2 separate regions of the Homo sapiens genome follow, and region 1 is linked to region 2. Evidence: chromatin loops called from intact Hi-C (ENCODE). Cell type or tissue: GM12878. All regions are shown on one strand. Links, peaks and the distances in the headings refer to the core of each region. The heading gives the core; the rest is flanking DNA.

Evidence for each region. Peaks named below come from ENCODE experiments on the same cell type or tissue, not always from the same donor. Only the 100,000 strongest peaks of a DNase experiment are listed, where the experiment ranks them.
Region 1: it touches region 2 in a loop (2.0-fold over the local background); 1 of 110 quality-filtered maps calls a loop at or near these places.

The regions. Positions count from the first base shown.
Region 1 is chr11:99,530,168-99,541,258 of GRCh38, reverse strand. All of the region lies in intron 2 of CNTN5 (contactin 5), which reads right to left. Among named protein-coding and RNA genes, the nearest start is that of CNTN5, 510 kb to the right of the region's middle. In GM12878, for the core only: no CTCF peak of the experiment used is centred there; a DNase peak (open chromatin) is centred at 6,269.
Region 2 is chr11:99,733,274-99,744,364 of GRCh38, reverse strand. All of the region lies in intron 3 of CNTN5 (contactin 5), which reads right to left. Among named protein-coding and RNA genes, the nearest start is that of CNTN5, 720 kb to the right of the region's middle. In GM12878, for the core only: a CTCF peak has its summit at 4,678 (motif pointing right); no DNase peak of the experiment used is centred there.

The sequences.
Region 1 (11,091 bases), core at 1,796-9,795, 200 kb after region 2:
TTAAAATTCAATGGAAGCTCTACACTACAAGAAGTTTCAGGCATGCCCACTGTGCATGTCAGAGGATTCAGTCAGCTAGTGTACTGCTCATTTTTAACCTGGTGTCCTTAAATCTTCCAGAGTAGGGCAGAGTTATTTCTCAAGTGTGGAGTTGTTACGATTCTTCATATAGGGTTGGGCAGCATCTGTCAGAAGATGAAGGGTAAAGATTTAAGAGGGCAGGGAGATCCTGACTGAATGCTACACATTAAAGGGTAGTGTTTTTGCATAAAAGCAAAACTGATTATTTCTTTTTAACGTAGTATTACTGGCAGTCATTGGGCTACAGAATACATTTCAGACTGCTTTGGATGTTTATCAAGATACTTCTAAATTCGTTATAATTTGCCTTCGTAGACTTATCTAATATTTTTCCCATACATACCCTAGATTTTCATTCATTCCTCAGTGAGCACCTGTACATCTATCATATACCAAATTTCTGTGATAGGCAGATATAATAGTGAGAAAGACAGACATAGCCCCGTAGCTCAGACTGCTTTAGCAGTTGAGTATCATTTGCCCCTTTCCAAACTTAAGATGCTCTTCATTCATGCTCCTTCCCATGACTAAACTTTCTTTAGCTCTTGGTAGTCTATTTCTGCTCTATATTTTAAGTCTCATGCCTTTGAAAAAAATTTTTTCTTGACCTCTGCATTAATCTAACACTTTATTGTGCTTTTTGTAGCAATTAGTTTGTATCCCAGGCCACATCTATGTTATAATAATATAGCAATTATGAGTGTGTCTCCTGATCTGAACCTGTGAACACATTGAAAGTGCATGCCATATGTTGTCTACATTTGTCTTGAAGACACCCAGCAAAATGCCGTGCATTGTTAGGTACTCAATAAATGATCACATTTAATTTATTTATCTTTAAATTGTAAGCAAAGAAAATAATAACAAAATCCTAATATCAAATATACATTGTATGCACTTTTTCGTTCTTTCTTTGTCTCAGAACTTGAACACAACACATATTTAGTTATCATTAGTTCTTAGGCCTTTATCTGTGCTGTGCTTACTTCTATAGACTTTCCCAATATAGAAGCTTCTTACTCTACAGGTATCTTGTCTATATTATTGTTTTTCATAACATCCTTCAAAAAAGGCCACATCATGCAGGGGCAAAGCACAACAAAGAGAGTCCTTGTGGGACTTGTTCACATTTTCTCAGATGACACAGGAGAAAGAAGTATCTGTAACAGGCAAATTCACCATCTTTGCATATATTGGATGTAATTAATTCAACACTTTCACAAAAGAAGAAAGCACCTAAGATTTAAAATACATGACAAAAATGAGTATACTGGATCAAATTACTAAATCAAGTAGCTTAATTATTATTAAAACTGTGGGGCTAGAGATGAGGAAAATGATTTACATATATGGTACAAGGATTTTTATGTTGAACTCATTTCCTACAACACTTTAAAACTTTTTAATACTTTTGCAAAAGTGACTATAGTATGGGAAGTATGTGCAATATTACAGAAAGAACATGAGATTTGGAAGAGAAGACATGAATTTTAAATCTCAGCTGGACATGTTCCTGGCTGTGTGATAGTGTTTGATACTTTTAACTATTCTGACACTCCGCTTCCTCATGTGAAAAGGAAAGATAATTGGTAGTAATAATTATTTCATAAATTTTTATGATACTTACATGAAATAAATGAAAAATGCTAGAAATATAGGGATTCCATAAATATTTTTATCTTAGACTAGTTTTCTCTTTCAGCTTAAGATTTAAGTATAAAAGAACAATTATTAATGTTTAGAGAGGATTTAGGGAATAGATCACAAACAATAAAACGATAATTTGGGTCATGTGGAGAAAATAATAAGACCTAATCTTTATTTAAAGTCTACTGTTTCAGTTTAATAGTTTAAAGATTTATAAGACTAAGCTTTTAATATTACCAAATGATTTTTAATAGTAAAAATCATGTCATAAACAATCTCAAAATAACATTTACATCTTAACTAGGAATATAAAATTGTATTTCACTTTGCAATGAACTATAACATTGTGATAAAACTTAATTTTAAACTTATCATTTCATAATTTATGATCATTTAGACTAAATCTGGTATGAAGTTCAAGTTATCTATGAATAAAGCTTGCATATCTCCTGAGGTTCTCTTATTGTAGGTATCGTGTGGCTGGAAAAGTCATGGAGACATTTTTTAACCTATAAAATGGCATTGTGATACCCTACTCCACCTGGGTTTACATATTACATGGAGGAGGAGAGTTGCCAAACAGTATATTTCTTCAAGTAAAATAAATCTTTCTCTTGGTATCAGGAAAATTTAAGCATATTAATATTTCCTTTAAAAATTATGTTTGCAAAATAAATGTTTGAAGTCAATTTTATTCTGAAGCTGTGTATTTTTAGTACAAGATTAATTGTTCTTAGAAACAAGAGATACATGAAATGGGCAAACAGTTAACTTTAAATTGTGGTTGCAAAATAAAACAGTGATTGCAGCAGATACCTAGAGCAGTACTCACTGTTCTAAAACAGTTACAGTGGTTTAAATGCTAGTAATTTTGTTCTTTGCCATTTTCCACTTGACTTACTCCAATACATTCTTAAATCTGCCATGCGGAATGATATTAATGGTGCAACAAATTGACGAGGATTATAGGAATGTATCTATTATTTTTATGAGCATATTTAATTGTACGTGTTTCTTTAGGTTTCTAATTAAAACCGGCAGTAAAAATAACGCCTTTGTGTTTAAGCCTACAGTTTTAGACTTAAACACATCTCATAATTAGCGCTAATATACACATAGTTCAGAAAGATATAATGCTAACACATTGAAGTGGATTGGAAATCTTTTTATTCGTCCTATTATTAAAACAGACTCTTGTCAGCAGGGAAGGGGGCAACTAAATAAACCACTGTAAATAGAACGTGTGCTGCTTCAGTTTCTTTCACAGATTTCCTGATATTATAGATTAAATGTCAGAGAGATCAGGACATAAATGATGGCATGATCCCAAAGGGAAGAGTTTATCAGTTCCACTGTATTTAAAACTACATTGAACACTGCATATTTTAAAATACTGTCTCAAGGTTTTACTACAGACTTGAAGTGTAAGATGTAAAAGTCCACACATTTCTGCAGACTGGTGTGAGAATTTACCAAATAATAATCTCTAACTATTTCTACTCAGTACTAGGCAGCCACCAATTAGAGGACTGAATTCTCAGAGTCTCTAAGGGCAGTTCCACACTTCACATTTTCAATGGCAAATTGTATTTGACATTTAATTTAAAACCCAAGACACCATAACATGAAGTCTTCTAGGCCATTAATGATAAAGCATTAGAGTAGCCTCCCACCTCCTTGTTGCCTGAGGCTACCTCTGCTATTCCCTAGAAAGCTGTATCATTGCTGCAGCATCGTGTCCACGGGGTACTGTGTTCCTAACATGCCACTATAGTCTAAATACCAGGCATGGTTCTTAGATGTTTATTACATACTTCTTACAGCTGTTTGCCAATAAAATGCCACAGACAACATGAGCTCTGTAGGCCATAACCCATTAATTGAAGTTTTTGTGGTTGTGATGGTGGGGTTGGTAGTACTTACTGTTGTATTTTTAAAGAGAATGAGAAAGCATAGACAATTTTTAAAAATAAGAGAAGCGAAGAAGGGTGCTTAGTTATAAGAACACCCTGCTTGGTAATTACCATCTATTATTTCCATTGGGTGGGGAGGGGTCTTACTTACCTTTGAATTCCTTTTCAGTGAATCTAGTTATTTATTTGTGGTGTAGTTAAAATATGGGCTTTGAAACTAGACAGGTGTGGGTTCAACATCTGATTGTATTAGTTACTAATTGTGAATCTTTTAGGATTTTACCTAACCTCATTAAGACGATTTATTTGCTTGCGAAATGAGGATATGTATTCTGTAATTTTCAAAAAATTCTGTATGAATAAGATGATCTCAAGTTAGATTTCTTAATATGAGATCAAATCTTCCTAAGCAGAACAGGATTGCATTTAAGAGCTCATGCTCTGTGGTTAGACCATCCAGGTTTGAATTTCAGCTCTTCCTTTTTCCAGTAGCTAAAACTTGGACAACTTATTTAAAATCTCTAAGTCTGAGCTGTGGTAGCTTCTAACCACATATGGCTATTGAGTATTTAAAATGTACTTAGTCCATATTGAGATATTCTGGAAGTGTCAAATATATATGAAGCTTTAGTACAGAAAAAGGAATGTAAAATATCCCAGTTTAATAAATGTTGAAATGATTCTATTTTTGGATTACATATATTGGATTTTATAACACAATTTATTACGTTTTAATTGTTTCCTTTTTCTTTTTTTTTTTTTTAATGTGACTACTAGAAAATTTAAAATTACATATCTGGCTTCTTTTTGTGACTCTTTTTGTATTTCTATTGGGCAGGACTTCCTAAGCATTTTTCTCATCCATAAAACAGAGTTAGTAATAATATTTTCTCCAAAGAATTGTCATGGGTATTAACGATGTCATGTATAAAACTCACTTATTCCAATGCCTAGAACACAGTAGCTATTAGTGTTATCATCACTTGGTTCTTTTCTTCCTCCCCCAGGCATGAGGGAGGGCAAGTTTCTGCAAATTGTGAAGTCCTTTTGCTGTATTTTTCTGGTTCATATCCTTAAAATAGGAAGCACAAAATTGTACTGTTTATCTGCAGGTTTTCAATGTTACATGCTACTCTGTAAGTTCAATATTTTATTTCATTTATTAACCAGTCGGTTTTTAAGATTCCTTAGAGCACAGAATATGTCTTAGACATTTTTACATCTCCAGAACAAGGTCCCATATTTTTACCTGTTTTATTGTTACAGGCTTTATAATTCCAAAATATTATATATGTTAAAGGAAACTTTAGTATTTAAAATTAACTATAACTAGTTACCAATTTCAATAAAAAAAAGATTTTCTTATTATTTGAAGGCCAATAGTCTATTACATCTAATCAAACAATGCATTAAAATACAAGGACATTAGTAAGTGCCACCAGTATGAGAATAAATGTTACTTTTAAATACTTAGCTTCTGAGGTTGAAAGAAAGACATTGCAGTTTCATCAGTTAATATTTACCTATTAAATGATTCATTTGTATACCCTATCTCTCATGCACAGACACCCTTCTAACCACATATCATCTGACCTATTAAATAGTTTAGAATGTGGTTGATACTTTTATTTCTGAAAGGCTAGCAACCCACCAACGATCAATATTCAAAACAAAACTAATCAGAATTAACATGATTTTTTCGCTTTTATACCCTAAAAAAGGAATCAAATAAGAAGTAATATTTTAGTGAGTTAATAATTCTAAATGCATCTTAGTGGATTCAATTAAGTCTCCTGCATCTGGAAGATTTTTTTACCAAAAAAAACTGAACATAACCTAGACAAAGCCAGAGACAAAGAGAAAGCATCATTTTTACAAAGATTTTGCTGTATTTTTGTTCACTTGTAAAATATTTCTACTTTGCTGTCTATTCATTTCTCTTAAACCTCATAGTTCAAACCAACCACACTTCTCTCTAAATCAGTAGTTTTCAGCCTCGCTGTACATTAGAAACCCCTGAGGAGCTTTTAAGACATTCTCATGCCTAGGTCTTACTCCAGACCAATTGAATCAGAGTCTCTGAATAGAGCTCCCCATGTGATTCTAATGGGATCCAAGTAGATTTTGGCAACAATATTTTGAGGGTTCCATTTGTTTTCTATAGCACCAAAGAAGGGAATGGAATTTTCATGTGGCACAATATAAGAAGCTCAAACTCAGCAAAGCTAAACGTAAATTTGGATATTTCTATTCTGTCTACTGTTTATCTACCTCTCTCTCATCCTCCACATCTAACACAAATCTTCCTAAATTTTCCATGTATTAGTCCATCATTCCATTGCTACAGTAATAGCCTACTATTAGCTATCATCATATTTTTGCCTGAACCACTGAAAGTTCCTAATATCTTGTCTTTCAATAATGCCACTTGTCTCCCTCCAGTTTGTTTTTTACACTTACAGAGTGGTATTTTCTAAATTAAAATGTAATCACTTCACCAAGCTCATCAAATTCCTTTAACGGCTTCAGCATTAGTGCAGACTATATTCTTCATCTGACCTATGGCATACATACTACATGGGCTGGCCTCCAACTATGACTCAACCCTCAACACATAGTGCTCTTTCTATTATTCATTCCACTCCAGTCCACTAGCCTTCTTTCAGTTCTCTGAACACAACCAGCTCCTTTCCAACATACCACCTTTCACACATCTTGGGTAAATCTAGAATGCTTTTAATTCTAATCATCCTTATATTGTAGTTGACTTATCACTACCAGACAAAAGTTCTCCCTGACCATCCCAATATATGAAATATTACTTTACTACATGCTCATAGAACTGGACCCTTCCCCTGTAGAATGGTAATCCCATCCCAACCTGGCATTACACATTTATTAGTGTGATTACAGGGTGATATTCAAATTATGTCACAACTTGTACAGCAATATAAAATAATATATAATTAACATATAAAGCAAAAATTCAAGTATATTCCCCATTCTCTAAATACACCAACACTCAGTATTTTTGTATGAGTGTGTGTAAACTACCATTTATTAAATGATGACTTATAGCATAAATTGTCCATCAAATTATTCTAACTATGCCCAAATTTTTTGTTGATTTTTAGAAGGCATTTTTTGTGATCTTTTATTTATATCAGATGTTATGAGCTACGTAAAGTCCTTTTCTATCCTACGGTTTAACATAAGAAACCAGATAAAACTATTTAAATGAAAATCTCATTAAAATCATGCTCATTCGATGACACTATCAATAAGCAGATCATTTATCTTTACACCAACAATAATATGCTTGGTGCTGAATATTCATAGCTCCTGTCAAATTAATGGTAATTACACTATCGTGCTTTTGGTCTTGAAAATACTGTATTTTTAATATACTCAGTATCTATATTATTGACCAAGTCGCAAAAAGTATTTATTGCAACATCTCATTTAATGGGTCTCAACTTAATCCTTCTGGTTAAAGGTGTGAAGTAGAGCCGTGTGGCAGTCAGCCACATTTATATTTACACATTATATTTACAAATGTATTTTGTTACATTTGATCAAGAAGGCAGACATTTGATGGGTTTTAACAGAATTGTTGCATTAAAAGGTAAAAATTAATAGAGATGGTAAAAAGGAGGACTTTTCTTCAGCATCCCCAGGTCTAATCTCCTCTAAACCAAACCCACGGAATTTTCTCTATGAGTATGGACCCTGCAATGTTTCCCACATCCCCAGCTGCCCCAGTTACACCACAGCCCCGGCTATCTCAGTCTCTATCCAGTTCGCTAAAAGCTAATATTCCAAGGAGGCCATAGTTTCCCTCCAACAAAGGGAGTAGTGAGAATGCTGGCTGGCAATGTCTACCACACATATTTCGGACTAAATGAGTTCCAACCTTTAGGCATTGGGTTCCCTGTACCCCCACCAGTGAACAGCGGTATCTTTATGGCTGAGTGCCTCCTGCTCTGCCCTGAGTGTAAGTGTATGGGTGGAAGAGGGCTAGCTGGACAGCTGACAGGCACCAGCCTTCTCCCTACTGAAGCCCCCATTGCCTGGGCAAGGCAGGAGACCAGAGAGTGAGATGTCACTATCCCTTTGTCTCCTTTGGATTCAATGACAGAACCAAGTGAGGAGGCAAGATTTACAAGAGACTGAGTGGTATTTACATTGACCAATCAAAATACAAATGGATTAAACTGGATCTGGGAACCAGAGACCTGCTTCTGTGCCTACCTGATGTTACTGTTTTAGCTGCTGGATATCAGGAAAGGTGGGGAAGGGGAAGATTGCACTCTTGAGGATGGCAGCCATTTATCCACTTTACCAACTGGGTTTTGTTCTTGTTGTTGTCATTTGTTTGTTGGTTTGGTTTTGAGACAAAGTCTCACTTGTTCTGTCACCAAGGCTGGAGTACAGTGGCACAATCTTGGCTCACTGCAACCTCCTTCTCCCGGGTTCAAGTGATTCTCTGGCCTCAGACTCCTGAATAGCTGGGATTACAGGCACATTTCACTATACATGGCTAATTTTTGTATTTTTGATAGAGATGTGGTTTTGCCATGTTGGCCAGGCTGGTCTCGAACTCCTGGCCTCAAGTGATCCACCTGCCACAGCCTCCCAAAGTGCTGGGATTACAGGCATGAGCCACCGTGCCCAGCCCCAATTGGTATTTAAGGATTGTAACAATCTATCAACTGGATTGTCTTTATTGGTGTGTATACTGGTTAAATACCTGTACTAGTCCATTTTCACACTGCTGATAAAGACATACTGGAGACTGGGAGGAAAAAGAGTTTTTATATGACTTACAGTTCCACATGGATTGGGAGGTCTTATAATCATGGCAGAGGGCAAAAGGCACTTCTTACATGGCAGCAGCAAGAGAGAATGAGGAAGAAAGAAAGGCAGAAACCACTGATAAACCAATCAGATCTCCTGAGGCTTATTCACTAGCATGAGAATAACATGGGAAAGACTGGCCACCATGATTCCATTATCTCCTCCTGGGTCCCTCCCACAACATGTGAGTATTCTGGGGAGATACAATTCAAGTTGAGATTTGAGTGGAGACATGGCCAACCCATATCATTCTGCCCTGGCCCCTCCAAATCTCATGTCCTCACATTTCAAAACCAATCATACCTTCCCAACAGTCCCCCAAAGTCTTAACTCATTTCGGCAGTAACCCAAAACAAAGTCTCATCTGAGACAAGGCAAGTCCCTTCTGCCTATGAGACTGTAAAATCAAAAGCAAGTTAGTTACTTCCTAGAAACAATGGGGTACAGGTATTGGGTAAATACAGCCATTCCAAACAGAAGAAATTGGCCAAAACAAAGGGTTTACAGGGCCCATGCAAGTCCCAAATCCAGCGGGGCAGTCAAATTGATCTCCTTTGACTCCAGGTCTCACAACCAGGTCACGCTGATGCAAGAGGTGTATTGCCATGGTCTTGGGAAGCTCTGCCCCTGTGGCTTTGCAGGGTATAGCCTCCCTTCTGGCTGGTTTCAGGGGCTGCTGTTGACTGTCTGTGGCTTTTCCAGGCACACGGGGCAAGCTGTCGGTGGATCTGCCATTCTAGGGTCTGGAGGACAGTGGCCCTCTTCTCAGAGCTCCACTAAGCAGTGCCCCAGAAGGGACTCTGTGTGGGTTCTCCGACCTCATATTTCCCTTTTGCACTGCCCTAGCAGAGATTCTCCATGAGAATGGAGAATGTAGGGCCCCGCCCCTACAGGAAACTTTTGCCTGGGCGGCCAGGTGTTTCTGTACATCTTCTGAAATCTAAGCGAACTTTCCCAAACCTGAATTCTTGACTTCTAGTTCTGTGCACTCGAACGCTCAATGCCACGTGGAAACTGCGAAGGCTTAAGGCTTACATCCCCTGAAGCCACAGCCTGAGCTGTACATTGGCCCCTTTCAGCCACGGCTGGAACGGTTGGGACACAGTGCACCAAGTCCATAGGCTGCACACAGCACGGGGACGCTGGGCCTGGCCCGTGAAACCACGTTTTCCTCCTGGGCCTCCAGGCTGGTGATGGGAGGCGCTGCTATGAAGTCTCTGGCATGGCCTGGAGATATTTTCCTCATGGTCTTGGGGATTAACATTAGGCTCCTTGCTACTTATGGAAATTTCTGCAGCTGACTAGAATTTCTCCCCAGAAAATGGGTTTTTATTTTCTATTGAATAGTCAGGCTGCAAATTTTCTGAACTTTTATGCTGTTTCCCTTTTAAAAATTGAATGCCTTTAACAGTTCCCAAGCCACCTCTTGAAAGCTTTGCTGCTTAAAAAGTTCTTCCGCCAGAAACCCTAAATCATCTCTCTCAAGTTCAAAGTTCCGCAAATCTCTATGGCAGGGGCAAATGCTGCCAGTCTCTCTGCTAAAACAAAACAAGAGTCATCTTTGCTCCAGTTCCCCACAAGTTCCTCATCTCCATCTGAGACCACCTCAGTCTGGACCTTATTGTCCATATCCCTATCAGCATTTTGGGAAAAGCCATTCAACAAGTCTCTAGGAAGTTCCAAACTCTTCCACATTTTCCTGTCTTCTTCTGAGCCTTCCAAACTGTTCCAGCCTCTGCCTGTTACCCAGTTTCAAAGTTGCTTCCCCAGTTTCGGGTATCTTTTCAGCAACGCCCGACTCTACTGGTATCAATTTATTGTATTAGTCTGTTTTCATGCTGCTGATAAAGACATGCCCAACAGTGGGAAGAAAAAGAGGTTTAATTTGACTTACAGTTCCACATGGCTGAGGAAGACTCATAATCATGGCAGAGGGCTAAAGGCACTTCTTACACTGTGGCAGTAAGAGAGAATGAGGAAGAAACAGAAGCGGAAACACCTGATAAACCTATCAGATCTCATGAGACGTATTCACTATCACAAGAATAGCATGGGAAAGACTGGCCCCCATGATTCAATTACCTCCTCTTGGGTCCTTCCCACAACATGTGAGAATCCTGGGAGATACAATTCAAGTTGGAATTTGGGTGGGGACACAGCCAACCCATATCAGTATGGAAGCTGTGTAATTATCTGTGTAATTATTCCTTTAATGCTCACTTCCCACCAGAGTGTAAGATCCATGAGGTTCAGGGCTGTGGAAAGTTTGGCTTATCTTTTCTTGTACATTGCCTAGACTAAAAGTGTATCACATAGCAGGACTTCAATAAGTGTTTGTTATTGTATGAATCAATGAGGGAAATCATAATCATTCTCCTAATATCTGCTATTTCCTTTGTGGTTTCATACTACAGCAACAAAATCATGTTTACCTTATGAAATTAGACTCTCAGTAACCTACAGTTTTTTAATACAGACTGATTGCAAAAGGATGATTAAGAATGCATTTAATATTTATAGTATCTTAAGGAGAGAAATACAGTAATGCAGGAGCAGGCCAAGGAGTTAGGGTATCTGAAGATCATACTGAGTG
Region 2 (11,091 bases), core at 1,233-9,232:
CTTGTTGCTCTGTGTTTTCTTTCTGTTTGTTTGTTTGTTTGTTTGTGGGGGCCAGAGGTTTACAATCTCTGTAAATCAGAGTAACTTTCTTTTGAAGAGCAGTTAATACTTGTCTCTCCTCTGTGAAAAAGAGGACAGTTAGATATTTGCAATAGAACTGAAAATTGGTTGCTTTGTTTACAAAGAGAAATTAAATGAACCTGAATGCTCTGGTCTGGAAGCACTATTCTGGTGATATGGCCTTAATCAACTCAGAGGTCCTTCTTTGGAAGTATATGTCTTCCCCCTCCCCCATTTCCAATATGGCAACATGTAAATTTTTCTTTTTAAGGGTTGAAATTTTTCACATTGCATACTGGTTTTGATGGGGGTACAAAAGTCAGGGTAAAAAACATTTCTCATTTTTGTGCTTTAGTTTAAGTTCTATTCAACATTTACTGCTTCTGAATAACTATGTTATATGGGTTTAAGTAATAAGATGAGAAGAATTAAATTATTAGAGAAAATCTGTGGAAGTGGACGACCTTAATACTTATCTATATTTAGTCAAGAATCTCTTAAGATTTCACTGAGCTATTGAAATGACTTGCCTTTATCATTAGGGAGTTATTTACATTTATGATTTTACAATGGGCTTCTAAATAGGTTTGACTTTTTACACGTACTAAGAGGCCACCTGTATTAGAAGTCTCCCTGTAAAGTATGACTGGATGACATCCCTCCTCCACAGTTACAGAGAGTCTATTCATGGACTCTGCTATGTATGATGGTGTAAGAAACACTCATTACTTAGCTAATACATATCAGGCCCTTAACGACTTTATATGTACTTCATGTAATTGCAATTTATAGGTAAAGAAACTGAGATTCAGGAGGGTTAATAACTTGTTCAGGCGACACACAGTTTTTATGGGACAGTGAATTCAGCATAAGTAAGTTGGTTCTACTATTACACACTTCCTCCCAGGAATTCACAATTTAATGAGGAAGACAAATAGCAAAATTATGCTTCCTAATATCTGAACATTAGATTCATCATTTGTGATAGTAGGATAAATCTTTCCCATGGGTTTGTATTAAAGATTAAACAAAAAATGTGTATGAAGAGGATGATTTATACTTGTTATTTGTGTATGCATAATCAGGCATAGGATTTTAAAACGACACATCTAATGTACAAATTCCTGATATAATTGAGATTCTTCATTGTTCTTTCAACATGATATATCTCTCTCCTCCTCCTTCCTTATCATACTGTTAAATGAGCAAAGCAATGAATTTTTCTTATCCCTTCATTTGAAGTGCTTCATGGCTAATGTTGAGAGTAGCTGTCCAATTTTAACTATTCAAAGCATGTTGCATGTTGCTGAGTTTAGCCACACAAGCTAAGATAAACATGTCAGTAGGTAAAGTCCTCTGTGAGACTGTGAGCTTTCTGAAGGCAGAAGCTTTGCCTTGTGTTTCTAATTATTCTGATGCATTAGCACAGGCTCTAAAACATTGACTGGAAGTATGCCCAACATATCAATATTTTCTAGAATGATCTACATGAAGAGATTCAATTAGATTATAGTAACTAGAAGTATTACTATCAAGGCAGAGAGTTTCAGTAGAAGGAACGCTAGGCAGGATGACAGATTTTAGGATCCAGCGTAAATTTCTTATCTCAACACAGCTGCTGACTTGTCATGGAATCTTGCACAAGTCTCTAATACTTTCTTGAATATAGTGTATGAATCTATAAATATTAAACCATCTGACTTGCTTTTAAAAACAAAGCTATAAATGACAGAATTAAAGTGTTTTAGAGCTAGAAAAAGCCCAAGAGATTGTTTTTTCCTCCTTCTTACCACAACTCTATTTAAAGCTCACACAATCCCACTTAAAGCTGTCATTCAAAAATATTAAATGATTTGACAAAGGAGCACAAATGATTGGTTACTGAACCAAGGTTTCCTTCTTTCCATTCCAGTCTTATTAGAAAATCTTACGTGTTAAGTACAATCTGATGTAACTCATATTTAGAATATACTCTAGAATTTACAAAACAATTGTTTAAATGCCAATCTTTCTACATGATAAGCATTGCCATTCTGACTTTTTGCAGGAGAGAACACAGAATCAGTGAACTTAGAATTTAAACTGACTTATCCACATTCACAAGAGACTGAGCTGGGACTTGGACTGTCCATCCGTCTTTACACTTCCTCCTACTTTAAGTAGTAAAGTACTTGCTGAATTCCATTGGTTGTGTTATAATTACATGGACTAATCTTTATGTTGTTGCTTGCACATAACATTTAGTAGTTACATTTCCCCTATTTCTCTTTTATAGATTCTAATTTTCAGTGTTGAAAAATCTGATTTTCCTCACTTGTGAATCATGAAATTAAGATACTTTTCTTCTTGTTAGTAAAATGTTGCACCCTTAATGGAGGAAATCAGGGGGAAATTAGTACTTACAACCTTACTGGGCATATTTATGCAAAACTGTTCACATGTCTATATAATAATGTATAACACCAAACATAGCGGCAAGACATGATATGTAAATGTAATGGAAAAAAATACTTAACCTGCCTTAAGGTAGATAAAAAAGAATTCTCATTTAAATGAACTTTCTAAATTGAGTAAAACAATTAGTAGAAAGATTTTGAAGGGCTTGTTCTTAAGCTGTAAATTAACTCTAGAAGGTGAAATCTCCTGTCTGGGTTAAGCTTAGGGCAAACTTGTCTCCTAGTGGTTAACTTCATTGAACAGTTAAGTAAGTGACTATTCAGATACTTGATACAAGTTTAAGAACATTTGCTTACTGATGTCAGTAAGGTGACAGTCTGCACAGTTTGAAAACTACATTTGAAGTTGTTTTTTCTCAAATAAATTCTGGTACCACAGAGATATCCCTTTCCTGTAAATTCAAAGCATCCTTAAGCAGCCTATCTTACCTTAAGGCACACTAAATAGATTATGAGACAGGAGGTGTTAGTAACATACTGAATCTCAGAATTTGGAAATACAAAAAGAATAAAAAGGTGCAACTGAATTGGACAAATATAGTTCCGTAGCTACTTAAAGAAACATTACCATTCAATGTTAAATTCCAAAATATTGAAATTAATGGTTTATGTAAGTTTTGATTGGTGCAAACTGTTAGTCGTTCTAATTAGAATCCCAATAATTTAAACAATGTTATATGATATTATTATTCTTTTATCTCACTGAATACCTGCCTTGCTGATTCAGACTTAGATAGTAAGAAAACATAAATGTTCCAGACAACACATTACTTTGAAATCAGAATTCCAAAGACAAAGATAATATTCTGAGCTAAAGTGTTTCTAGAAAATGTGGGATTCAAGATGCAAACAATAAAATAGGTAAAGTTTGAATTGGCAAAAATAAATAGTAGTAATATAAAATAAAGAGCATTTAAGCTGAGCAGAAAACATAAGCAGATAGTTAGATTTAACAGCATACTTACCATGTTCAGTAAGGCAGTGAGATGCTACTTCCTACGGGTTCATGAATTTTTTAGAAGGGTGTCAAGGGAGATTATCTATAATGAATGCTAGATATCCATATTTCTTCAGTTAAAAATGTTCAAATTCACTAGAGTGTTTCATGCATATCCAGCAAATATGTATCACTGAATGAGTTGCTGCAACCTCTGATGGTGCAGGTTGATAATTATACCTGATGCCTGCTGAGGGTGTGGCTAGGGCCTGCAATCCAGCCTGTGTCTACTTACCAAGTCAGGACTACAAACATCAAGAGGAAAGGAAGCCTCCTTCTAATTCATTCAAATCTCCCTAGGAGCCAGATGCAGACCTAACACACACAGTCTCTCCACATTTCTTCTCTTTCACTTCAAAAACGGATAATTCCATTCCTGCTTTCTTACTTGAGTTTCTCAAAACATAAATCTTATTTATAGAATGCATTACCAATACTATGATAATGCCTCATTCTTAACAAACAAGTTCTCCTTTTATTTACCATGCACCCATGACAATTATTAAGATGAGTAAATTTGTTCCATGCAACTACTCTGGGGTTTGAATTCAAACCCTAGATTGTACAAATTTTTCTTACCTTTTCAGTACTCATTGCTTTCCATTCCTACACCCCTTTAGAGAAGGAAAAGCTACAGTTCTTATTGACCACATTAATATGCCTAGTTAATAACAAAAAATAAAGCAAAACTATTTTCTTTTGGTTATTTGAAAAACACTTTTGCTTTAAAATTGAAATCATTCTTCCTCAAGATTATTTAAATCTGAACTAATTATACTGTTAAAATTTTGAAATAATATTATAGTATTTGATAATGTTTTGAGATCGAAGATAGATTTATCACCAAGTGTGGGTAAATTAGTAGGGGAAATAGCACTTGCCAAAAGCTTAACATATAAAGATCAATGTATTTTACCCTACAGACAACTCAAGGTTATGGTCATATTTAACACACCTAGTCCCTTGTGCCAGCTAAAGTTTTTAAAAGCTCCTTGCCTAGACTTAATGCTTCAGTTCGATTTACTCATATATTTTCAGTGCATACTGTATGTCAGATTCTATAGTAAAACTGATGCATCGCTACAAAAATCTCTTTAAATGGAAGCAAAAACGAAGAATAAGTCATGTAATTGACTTGGTAAGAAATCTCATCTGAATTTCAGACCCCATTCTTCCCATCAGGGGGCACTGTTGTATAATCATTCATAGCACTTTAGTTTTTTCTCCCATCTCCAAGCCCCTCCACCTTTCCATCTTCTCTAGTAATAAGATACATGTTCAGGTCAAATGGAATCCCAGAATTTTTCAGAGAGATGTGTTTTATTTACTTATTCCTTCAAAATGGATGAATATTTTAATATTTATGTTTTTTAAGCCTGATCTTTGTTTCAGATAACGTAAAGGCAAATCGGAGGTGTAAAAGATTCCGAAAAAATACAATCTGTCTTGAAGTTAAATTTCACACTTTCCCTACTATGTACTTCTTTAAAGTAAAAGCTAGATTTTATATATTTAATAATTGAGTGTCAACCCTATCATTTTCACCACTTCCTCATATGAACCATCTTGATAAAGGAACTACCCATATTTTAAGACGGGCAACTTGAGCTTTAGGTTATTTTAGTTTCCAAATTTATATTATTATAAATAAACTTTTAAAGTTCATAAGGGAATAACAATTATGCTCTATGTGGTAAGTGCAGTAAGAGGAATGTTTGGAGAACAGCTATAAAGACAGCAAAGTCTAAATCAAAGTGAGCAACACAGAACAAGGTGGTCAAAATAAAAGACAGAAGGGTACTAGGCCCCAGAAGACTCAGATGTTTGAACTCTTAATCTATCGTCTATATTTATTACATCTGGGCCTTGTAAGGTATCTGGTCCCTTATCCACAAATACATACACATACACATACAATTTATTCTCATAAGTATAACAAGCGTAAGCTAGAGGTGATTCTAATATTTTGCTTCATGACAATAGAAAAAAACTTTTGACATACATTTTTTAAAAAGCCACCTTATTATTTACATTCCTTCTACATGCCTAAAACCCCCTCTACTGCCTATGGGATAGAGTACGAGTTCCTTTGCCTGAATTTCAAGCCCCAGGTCCTGTGGCATTTGAATACCTCTTCAGCTTCATTTCTCACTCAACATTTCTTCCTTTAGTAAGCTCACTTTCTACACTCCAGGTTCTACACACACATACACACACACACACACACACACACACGTTACTGTCTTATGAATGTATCATTTTTATAGCCTGCCTTTTCTGGGTTATTTTTTCTGCTTTCAGCACTTTCCTTCTATTATTTCTTCAGCTGGTAAATTCCAACTTATCCTGAAATGAACTGGACATCAATTTGTCTAAAAGCTCTCTTGGACCACCTATTTCAATTTCCTAGAGCTACTATAGCCAAATACCACAGACTGGGTGGCTTAAACAATAAAAGTTTATTTTCTCATCGTTCTGGAGACTAGAAATTTAAGATCAAGATGTTGACAGGTTTGGTTTCTTCTGAAACCTCTCTGCTTAGCTTGTGGGTGGCCACCTCCTCACTGTGTCTGAGTATCCAAACTTCCCTCTCTTATAAGATACCAGTCAGACTGGATTAGGGCCCATCCTAATGACCTCATCTTAATCATCACTTTAAAGGCTCTATCTCCAAACTCAGTCACATTCTGAGGTACTTGGGGTTAAGATGTCAACATATGATTTGAAGTCGGGAGGCATAATTCAGTCCTTAAGACCATCTAAACTAATTTGTGTGCCTCCTTTTCTGTGATCTCATAGTATTTCTCTAACGATACTGCATAGACGTTTTCTGTTTAGTTCTATGAACTTTGTTTCCTCAACTAAACTTGAAGAAGTATAAATATATTTCACTAAGGATGCATCACAATTTCAAAGATTTTATGCTATGAAAATATAGTTCATGGTAATCACTGGACATCACCGATGGTATGATATTTTATTTTAGTGACGTTAAAAAGTGAAAAAGATGCATCTTCTGATTGGTAAAACACTGTACTCGTTCTATCCTGAAGGCTTAGTCGAGTAACAAATCTACATTAGGGACTCAGGAAATAGTTTTTGAATTCAAGGATTAATTTATCTTCATAACTCTTGTGTGAAATGGGAAGTTTGGAATTACACCAATTTTAAATAGAATAAATTATGCCTCATAGAAAATATATATTCAAATTACAGTTATTTGGAAAGAATCCAAAGATTAGAACCCATATGCTTGGATTATTTTTTCAGTGCTTTCCCTATGTTTCAGAACTAATAAACTGCAAAACAGAGACCAGAAATAAAGAAATTGAAAAAGCAGACACCAAGAAATAAATTCTGATTCTGAGTCTAGATATCTATCCACTTTTTCAAACTACCTGGAATGTAGTTCTAATCTTCTTAATTCACTGGTCAGAAAGAAGATGTTGTATTGCTTCATGGTTATATATTTTTTATCAACAGTAATGTAACACTTGTATTCCACCTTGGACTATAAGAACGTTTAAACTGGAAGATAATTACAGGAGCTTCAGGAGAACAATAAATACGAAGAATATGATAAGTTATTTAGAGTAAGTTGATTGAGAAGGTGGTAAAGAAATTCATGGTAAGAGCACAACTTGAGTTGGACTTTGAAAGGTTTATTGAAAGACTGTGTGTGCGTGTGCGTGTGTGTGTGTGTGTGTTTGTGTGTGTGTGCATGTGTGTTACAGGGTGGTTAAAGAGTTTTTTCCCTTTGACAAAAGTAAAAAAAGAGGGCAAAACGTGGAGACTATTCTGAAACTTGACGACAGAAGGCATTATTAGTCAAAATATGAGACTTGCTAAGTTCACTGTGCTTGGGAACACTGCTGTTTAATTCCTTAATTTCCCAGGCTTTTATGATTTTCTTATGTATTTTGGTGTAAGTGATCACAAACTTTGTAATTCCCCACAGCTGATCCATCTGTTTATTGTGAAAGGTGATAGAAAGAACTGTATACAAGGCTATATTTTATATATAAATAAGACTGTATCTTATTTAATACATAATTACTTTGAGTAGGTATTGTCTCTATTTTATAGATATAGATACATATAGATAGGCCTACTGCAGTATATTTAAAATTTTTGGTATAAATATCACCGTCAATGTATCCTTCTACTATTAATTTCACACTTCGATAATTATGATCTCACATACATGGTTAACTGGTATTGTTTCCTGAGCTTGAAACAAGTAATACATTTACCCCTGCTAGATCTTGGATGTAAGAAAACTATATGTTACAGAGATAGATTAAACACATTAGATACAATCGTCTAACACAGCTGTTTAAAAATGCTGTTTTGACCCCATTTTGAGGCCTTGACTGGAGGCCAATCTGTTCCCCTTCTTGGGCAGCTGATGAAGTTCACACTCCAACCCCTTCTTCATCAGACCCTTACATTCTGGGCTCCTCTACACCAGCCCTCATTGCCCCAGGCCTAGGTTCCACACTAAAAGGAACAGCTCCTAGGCTCCAGATCCTGTCAAAATTATTCAAATTAGCCAATCCACAGTAAGTCTGAGAAACCTAGCTAACCCCACCCTGCTTACCACAGATAAGCTTGCTGTTACACTGTTCATAGGTGCAACCTCTGTCTAGCCCTGCAACTTTGTTGAAAGCTGCAAGTAATAGAGTTCTGCTTTCCATCTATTCAAGTGTCTGTGTTTTGTCCCACGCTCAAAAGAAATCTTAAATCTACCAATCTCGTAATTTCAGCACTTAAATATGAAAAAGAAAGAGAGAGAGGGACAGAGAAAGAGAAAGAAAAAGAAAGAGAGAAAAAAAAGAGAAAGAAAAAGAAATCAAGAGGAGCTATTCAGTTCGTAGAAGCAGAGCAGAACGGTGGTTGTCAGGGGCTGGGGGAGGATGAATGAGGAGACGGTGGTCAAGGTGTACAAAGTTTCAGTTTTGCAAGATCTGGAAATCTAAAGTACAGCAACGTGACTGTAGTTAACAATACCGTATTGTATACCTGAAATCCACTCAGCAGGTGGATTTTATGTTCTCTACACACACAAACGATGGTAACCGTATGAGGTGATGAATATGTTAGTTTCTGGTGATACACAAGGTATATATCAATACATCAAGTTGTACAACTTAAACGTATATAACGTCTGTTTGTCAATTATACCTCAGTAAAGATGAGAGGAAGGAAGAAGCTATTTCAGTAGGCTTCCCGTTTATCCAGAAATTTGGCTTATTCTACTAAAATAATATTTAATTGTTTTTATTCAGTATCAATTCTAACACATAGTAGGTATCAAACAATTTTGATCTCCTGATCAAAAAATAGTGAGTCAATAAATTCAATCTTCATTGTTCAATCTTCTTATGGTCCACAGCATTCATAGGAAATTTTAACCAAAATTGGTGAAATAGTCTATGTGTTGCTGTACAAAATAAACATATACCTTCTACTTTTTAAAATTTTGTACCTCAAGTTTTACTATTGAGAAAATATGTAAGAAAATATCAAAGTAGAGGAGTTAAACTCAAGACAACTGGAGGAACTGGGACATAATTTACTTTATGTTTTACAGGAAGGTGAATTCTGATAAAAATCCTTCATTGGGATTTTCAGGAGATAATTTGTTTAACTAACACACCTTAGAACGTAATCTCTTCTAAAAGGTAAGCTCCATAAGGACAGGATCTTACAACAATGCCTAGTACATAGTAGGTACGAATAATACATGTAGAAAAAAATAAATGAACCTAAGATGTTGACTTCTTAATTCACTTTCTATTATAACACAGTGGGTTACAGAACTTTTGTTTTTGTTTTTGTTTTGAGACGGAGTCTCGCTCTTTCCCCCAGGGCGGACTGCAGTGGTGCTATCTCGGCTCACTGCAAGCTCCGCCTCCCGGCTTCACGCCATTCTCTTGCCTCAGCCTCCCTAGTAGCTGGGACTACAGGCGCCTGCCACTGCACCGGGCTAATTTTTTGTATTTTTAGTAGAGACGGGGTTTCACGGGGTTACCCAACTTTTAAAGAGACTATTGTATAGGTAGCTTTTCCCCGGACCCAGCAACTGGATGTAGGAATTAGGGATTATTCCCTTCCAGTAGGAAGCAGGCAAAAAAAAAAAAAATCAGTGTAATAATCAACAATGTAAATAGGGACACACCCTCTTTGGCTGGGGATCATCAAAAACGACTACGTATGGAAAACAAAATCAATGCCTTTTAGAAGTCTGTTTTTGAGGCAAATTAAGAATCTAGTAATGTGAGTTGTAAAATCAGTATGATATATAATAATGTTTTGTAATCCTGAATGTCTCAAAATGGAGTCACTTATGACAAATGACTCAGCTTCAGTGAAATTGCTGACCCCTCTGAGTGATAAAAACACTTATGGTGGCCTGAGATGATACGATGACACCTAACATGGCCAGGTACCTCTGAGGCCTGACAAGAAAGTGAAGTGATAGGATTGCTAATGCTTACAAAATACAGTTAGATAGAATGAATAAGATCTAGTATTTGACAGCCCAACAGGGTGACTACAGTCAACAATAATTTATTGCACATGTTACAGTAAGAATATAATTGGATTGTTTATAACACAATGGAAGGATAAATGTTTAAGGTGATGGATACTCCATTGACTCTGATATGATTATTACGCAGTGTATGCCCATATCAAAATTTCTCACGTACCCCATAAATGTATACATCTACTATGTACTCATAAAATTCTCTCCTAAAAGGCAGCTGAAGATAGTGGCCATGTATACTTCTTTGGAAGACTCCAAACACCACAAAGAAGCTGACCACAGTAAGAAGCCTATAGCATTTCTGCTGGTGAGAACTCTGGGGCCTCCTTCCTTCAGCTGCAGGTGCCAGAGCTCTGCTGGGGAAAAAAAGCAGTGAGGCCCTTCTCCTGGGTGAACTGGCTCTCTTAGGAAAACTGGACCTGCCAGTTCATAAGTCAGTAGGCTGGTCTCTGGAGCTACTCGCTCCTTTTTATCACTGCTTGTGTGTTAAACATATTTGCATGATTGTTGGTGTGTGAAAGCCTCATAATAAACCAGAATTTGTAAGCACTTAATTGGCGACTGTGTTATTATGACCTCTGTCCCCTCACCGCCCTCCATCAGAGTTAGCACCAGCAGGCTGATTTGATTCTCACAGGTTCAATACAACTACAGCACCTTGCATCTTTAAAAACAAGTATTTTGGAGACAATGCCCACCATTAAGTATTTTGGGGATAATACCCATATTAGAAAAGCAATTGTGGAGACAAACAACACTTGGTTGAAGAGGGCAAAGTTACTGCCATAGCTACCACCTTTATTCAGTTTCCATAGACCCTCCCAGTTATCTTTTCATTTTTGCTCAACTAGCTTCCAAACCATGTTCTAAACAGCCTTCAAGAACTTTGTGGAGAAAACATCATGAGCAATGAGACATAGTGAAACCAGCAGGAGGCGCCCCAGAAAATGGCCACATTAAGGCTTTTTTTTTTTTTTTTTGAGACAGAATCTCTCTCTGTCGCTCAGGCTGGAGTGCAGTGGCACGAT